Regions from separate parts of the Homo sapiens genome. Here region 2 is linked to region 1. Evidence: read pairs that join two places in POLR2A ChIA-PET (ENCODE). Cell type or tissue: OCI-LY7. All regions are shown on one strand. Each heading gives the region's core, and the rest is flanking DNA. Links, peaks and the distances in the headings are about the cores only. Region 1 has its middle 56 kb from the start of BICD1. Region 2 overlaps BICD1 (BICD cargo adaptor 1).

Evidence for each region. Peaks named below come from ENCODE experiments on the same cell type or tissue, not always from the same donor. Only the 100,000 strongest peaks of a DNase experiment are listed, where the experiment ranks them.
Region 2: POLR2A ChIA-PET joins it to region 1 with 5 read pairs; 6 of 35 experiments call an interaction of 5 or more read pairs at or near these places.

What each region holds. Positions count from the first base shown.
Region 1 is chr12:32,049,757-32,052,676 of GRCh38, reverse strand. No RefSeq gene overlaps it. Among named protein-coding and RNA genes, the nearest start is that of BICD1, 56 kb to the left of the region's middle. In OCI-LY7, for the core only: no CTCF peak of the experiment used is centred there; no DNase peak of the experiment used is centred there.
Region 2 is chr12:32,297,639-32,300,558 of GRCh38, reverse strand. The region is part of intron 3 of BICD1 (BICD cargo adaptor 1); the gene reads right to left. Among named protein-coding and RNA genes, the nearest start is that of FGD4, 100 kb to the left of the region's middle. RefSeq lists a silencer at 1,821-1,992. In OCI-LY7, for the core only: no CTCF peak of the experiment used is centred there; a DNase peak (open chromatin) is centred at 1,218; H3K27ac peaks cover 2,084 bases.

The DNA.
Region 1 (2,920 bases), core at 296-2,795:
ACCAACTCAAAGTGTTACAATTTTCTTCATGATTATATAGGTTGGGGTTATATGCCCACATGCAGTATAGCATTCACCTAAGTCTATTGGTAACTAATTTTGTTTCAACTAGAAGGTCAGAGGCAAACTAATGCTTACTAAGTCTGATTAAAAGGGCCTCAGTACCTTCAAGGCCTGTGTACTGTGGTACCAGAGTGATTATTTCTATCTTATCTCCTTTACAGCTTGGTCTGGAGTGCTGCCTTAGACTCTCCAATGAATTTACTCAAACAGCTCTGTTACCTTGACTGTCTCAGATTTCGTTGACCCGAGATGGGTCCTGCACTAGGAATGAAAGACTGTATTATTTTGGTTTGCTCCAGGTTAGGGAGAAGCCCACGCAAGGCTCCTACTGACCATACGTTTCATTTCTAGCTTTGCTGTCTGGGTGCCGATTTTGCTAGGTTTAACTATTTGCTCAATGTTAAGGCAGCTCTGTGGAAATCTGTGTAACTGGAGTGCTATGCAGGCCTGTCTGTGTGATTGTCAGGGAGAATTGGCCTGCCACACTTACACAAATCTAGGTGGTCTAGCCTACCATACACCTAGGCTATATGTATGGTTGACCTGGGAAGACACGCTAACAAAGTTGGGAGTGTTCTGGAGTCTGCTACAAGTTGGAAGGCTTTTATGGGAAAGTTTAGAAGAAGGGAGGACTCCTGACAGCACAACCATCCTTTTCACTGGAGGTACAACACAGAGGTTACAATCATTGGCTACAGACTGCAATATAAAGGCTAAAATATCGACATTTGATTCAAAAGTGAGTCAGAGTCCTCTTCAGTGTCAGGAGGTTGTGCATTAATCAGTACTTGACAATTTGAGGAACTCACAATAAGATTCGTTACTCAGGGACAAGATGTTTGCATGAATCACAAGCCCTCCCTCAGGCTGTTAATTTAGAAGCCTATTTACTTTAAAGTCAACTGCCCAAAAGTGCCCTGTAGTTTATCAGGCACTTACTATGAATGGAGCTTGCAGCACTGGAGGTTGCCTGGGTGAGTCACTGAGTGGTGATTGAATGTGAAAGCCTGCAACATTACGGTGCACTACTGTAGATTATAACCACTGGACACTTAGGCTATGCTACATTTATTATTTATTTATGGATGGATTATTTTATTTTATTTTTGAGACAGGGCCTAGCTCTCTCACCTGGCTGGAGTGCAGTGGTGCGATCACAGCTCACTGCAGCCTTGACCTCCCTAGGCTCAAGAGATCCTCCCACCTCAGCCTCCCAAATAGCTGGGACCACAGGCACCCGCCACCATGCCCGGGTAGTTTTTAAATTTTTTGTAGAGACGAGGTTTCACCATGTTGCTCAGGTGGGGCATTTATTTTTAAACATTTTTTAATTTTTTGTGAGGTCTCACTCTGTCTCCCAGGCTGGAGTGCAGTAGTGTGATCATGGCTTACTGCAGCCTCGACTTCCTGGGCTCAAGCAATCCTCTTGCCTCAGCCTCCCAAGTAGCGGGGACCACCGACATCAGCCAACACACACAGCTAACTTTTTGTAATTTTTGTAGAGATGGGGTCTCACTATGTTGCCCAGACTGGAAAACATTTTCTTAAATAATAAATCTTAGCTTACTGTAGCTTTTTTACTTTTTAAACTTTAAAATTTTTAAAAACTTTTGACTCTTTTGTAATAACACTTAGCTTAAAACACAAACACATTGGCCGGGTGCAGTGGCTCACACCTGTAATCCCAGCACTCTGGAAGGCCGAGGTGGGCAGATCACAAAGTCAGGAGTTCGAGATCAGCCTGGCCAGCATAGTGAAACCCGTCTCTACTAAAAATACAAAAATTAGCAGGGTGTGGTGGCACACACATGTAATCCCAGCTACTCAGGAGGCTGAGGCAGGAGAATTGCTTGAACCCAGGAGGTGGAGGTTGCAGTGAGCCGAGATCATGCCTCTGTACTCCAGCTTGGGCGATAGAGCAAGACTCTGTCTCAAAAAAAAAAAAAAAAAAAACCCACAAACACATTGTACAGTGATACAAAAATATTTCCTTTCTTTATATCCTTAATCTATAAGCTTTTTTTATTTTTTAAACTTTTTTTGTTCAAAACTAAGATGCAAACACACACATTAGTCTAGGCCTACTTATACTCAGGATCATCAATATCACTGTCTTCCACCTCTACGTCTTGTCCCACTAGAAGGTTCAGGGACAATAACATGCATGGAGCTGTCATCTACTATGATAACAATGCCTTCTGGAACACCTCCTAAAGGACCTGCCGGAGGCTATTTTGCAGTTAACTTTTTTTTTTTAAATAAGTAGGAGTATACTCTAAAATAACAACAAAGAATAGAGTAAGTACATAAACCAGTAACATAGTCTTTTATTATCATTATAAAGTATTATGGACTGTACATAAGTGTGCCTGCTATACTTTTATATGACTGGCAGCACAGCAGGTTTGTTTACACCAGCATCACCACAAACACACCAGTAATCCAGTATGCTATGACGTCAGAATAGCCACAGTGTCACTAGGCAATAGGAATGTTTTAGCTCCATTATAAGCTTACAGAACTGCTGTCATATATACAGTCTGCCATTGATCAAAATGTTGTTATTCAGTGCATGACTGTAACTCCCGATTTGTGGCTTGTTGGACATTAACATTTAATTCACTATCTTAGGGTTCTCCAGAGAGACAGAATCAATGGGACATGATAGATATAGATCAGATAGATGATATAGATATAAATATAGATATAGGAAAAAGGATTTATTAGAGGGATTGGCTCTCAATTATGGAGGCTGAGAAGTTCCATCACAGGCCATCTGCGAGCTGGAGACCTTGGGATGTCAGTAGTGTGGTTCAGCCCAAGTGTGAAAGCCTCGGAACCAGGGAAACTGATGGTA
Region 2 (2,920 bases), core at 144-2,643, 250 kb before region 1:
TTTCCTAGTATTTCAACCAACCCTCTGACTGCCCCAGATTATGTGATAAGCTTATATTTGCAGACATTACTTTAGTTTGCATTGTAGACCTGTTTTGCTGCAATCTTTGTTAAACTGATGGCCTAGACCAGAGGTTGTCCAATAATAGTATGTCCTGGCTGGGCACGGTGGCTCATGCCTGTAATCCCAGCACTTTGGGAGGCCGAGGCAGGAGGATCATGAGGTCAGGAGATCGAGATCATCCTGACTAACACGGTGAAACACCGTCTCTACTAAAAAATACAAGAAAATTAGCCAGGCATGGTGGCGGGTGCCTGTAGTCCCAGCTACTTGGGAGGCTGAGGCAGGAGAATGGCGTGAACCCGGGAGGCAGAGCTTGCAGTGAGCTGAGATCGCACCATTGCACTCCAGCCTGGGCGACAGAGCGAGCCTCTGTCTCAAAAAAAAAAAAATAGTATGTCCTCCGGAGCAAATCCAGCCCACCACCTATTTTCGTGTAGACAGTTCTATTGGAACACACTCCCATGTATTTGTTTACATGTTGTCTATGGCTGCTTCTACCAGAGCAGAGCTGGGTAGTCGCAAGAGAGATCATGTGACCTATGAAACCTAAGATACTTACTATCTGGCCCTTCACAGAAAAAGTTTGCTAACTCTGGTCTTGACTTGAAGACATTAATTTAGTTTGCACTGCAGAGTTTAAAATTCAGTAGTATTTATTCAATTGATGGCCTAGACTTCCTGTAAGACCCGATCTCTTGCTATGTCACCCAGGCAGGAGTCCAGTGGCACAATCATGGCTCATTGGAGCCTCAACCTCCTGGACTCAAGTCATCCTCTCGCCTCATTTTTTAAATTGTTTTTTTGTAGAGACGAGGTCTCACTATGTTGCCCAAGCTGGTTTCAAACTCAAGTGATCCTCGTGACTTGGCCTCCTAAAGTGTTGGGATTACAGGTGTGAGCCACCGTGCCTGGCCCTGATCTCTTTCTGTCTGGGCAGCTTCACTCACACCACTCACTCAAATGTGGTACAAGCTCCTACTATTCACCCAGCTGTTTCATGTTTCTCCGCCTGGGAAAAGGCTGTCATCTGGAAAACTCTTATTCCTCTTTTAACACCTAAGTTAAGAATCTCATCCTAACTGAAGTCTTTGGTGCCCACTGAGGCAAACTCATCACTCCTTTCTGTGCCGTTGTTGTAAGGCTGCACCATGTGATTAGAGCCCCAGCAAAGCAGAGGAAGCAAGAAACGGAACAAGAAGGTGCTTAAAAACTGGTGTTTGATATTTTAAAGACAACATCAAAGCAGTCACCATAGGAAAAATAAGTGCTTTATTAGGATTCCTTATGGCAACTTCATAGTTTAATAACTTTATTTTTAACTACATGACGGTCAAGGTTAGATATCATAATCCTTTCAGAGCTTAGGAACTCTAAAGATCTTAATCTATCCCTGTGTTGCCAAACCTAACATGTGGCTTTAATATTCATTTACACAAATTGCTAGGAGTCCCTATTGGGACTACAAGCTCTTTGAGCCAGTGACTGTATCTTTTGTCTCTAAAAAGTACATGATCTCATAGAGAGATACCCCTGAAATACCGGTTAAATGAAATAAAACAACTGAATACATTTCCTAGGTCTTTTATGATATTACCTTATGATATTCTTTTTTTTTTTTTTTTTTTGAGATGGAGTTTCACTCTTGTTGCCCAGGCTGGAGTGCAATGGCATGATCTCGGCTCACTGCAATCTCTGCCTCCCAGGTTCAAGCGATTCTCCTGCCTCAGCCTCCCTAGTAGCTGGGATTACAGGCATGTGCCACCACGCCCGGCTAATTTTGTATTTTTAGTAGAGACGGGGTTTCTCTATGTTGGTCAGGCTGGTCTCGAACTCCAGACCTCAGGTGATCTGCCCGCCTCGGCCTCCCCAAGTGCTGGGATTACAGGCATGAGCCACCATGCCCAGCCTCTTTTTTTTTTTTTTTTTGAGGTGGATCGGAGTCTCACTGTGTCACCCAGGCTGCAGTGCAGTGGCGTGATCTCGGCTCACTGCAACCTCCGCCTCCTGGGTTCAAGCGATTCTCCTGCCTCAGCCTCCTGAGTAGCTAGGACTACAGGCACCTGTCACCACGCCCGGCTAATTTCTTTTTTATATTTTTAGTAGAGACAGGGTTTCACTATGTTGGCCAGACTGATCTCGAACTCCTGACCTCGCGATCCGCCCACCTCGGCCTCCCAAAGTGCTGGGATTCCAGGCATCAGCCATTGCACCCAGGGTGATATTCTTATATATTATTACCTGACATTGGAGGAAATGTTTCATATTAGAAGTGTGACTGAATTGTTGCTTTTTTTTTTCCCATTTTTTTTTTTTGAGACAGGGTCTCACTCTATCGCTCAGGCTGGAGTACAGAGGTGTGATCACAGCTCACTGCAGCCTCAGCCTCCCAGGCTCAAGTAATCCTTCCATCTCAGCCTCCCAAGTAGCTGGAACCACAGGTGTGCATCATCACACTTGGTTAATTTTTTTTGTTGTTGGTAGAGATGAGGTCTCCCTATGTTGCCCAGGCTGGTCTCAAACTTTTGGACTCAAGTGATCCTCCTCAGCCTCCCAAAGTGCTGAGATTACAGGCATGAGCCACCGTGCCTGGCCAGTTTTCTTATTCTTTCAACAAGTATTTATTTAATATCTACTGTGGATCAGGCTCTATCGTAGGTGCTATATGTTAATGGAAGGAAATGGAATGTAAATAGACTCTTTATAGAAAGTAAGAGGTGTTTTTTAAACAATAATTACACTGTACTTAGAAAATAATAAATAACTAAAAGAAAAATAATACTTCAGAAGGGAAAATTCTTTGAACTAAGCATTTTAAAATGGTAGTAGCTTTGCTGTTTAGAGAAACATCAAACCAGGC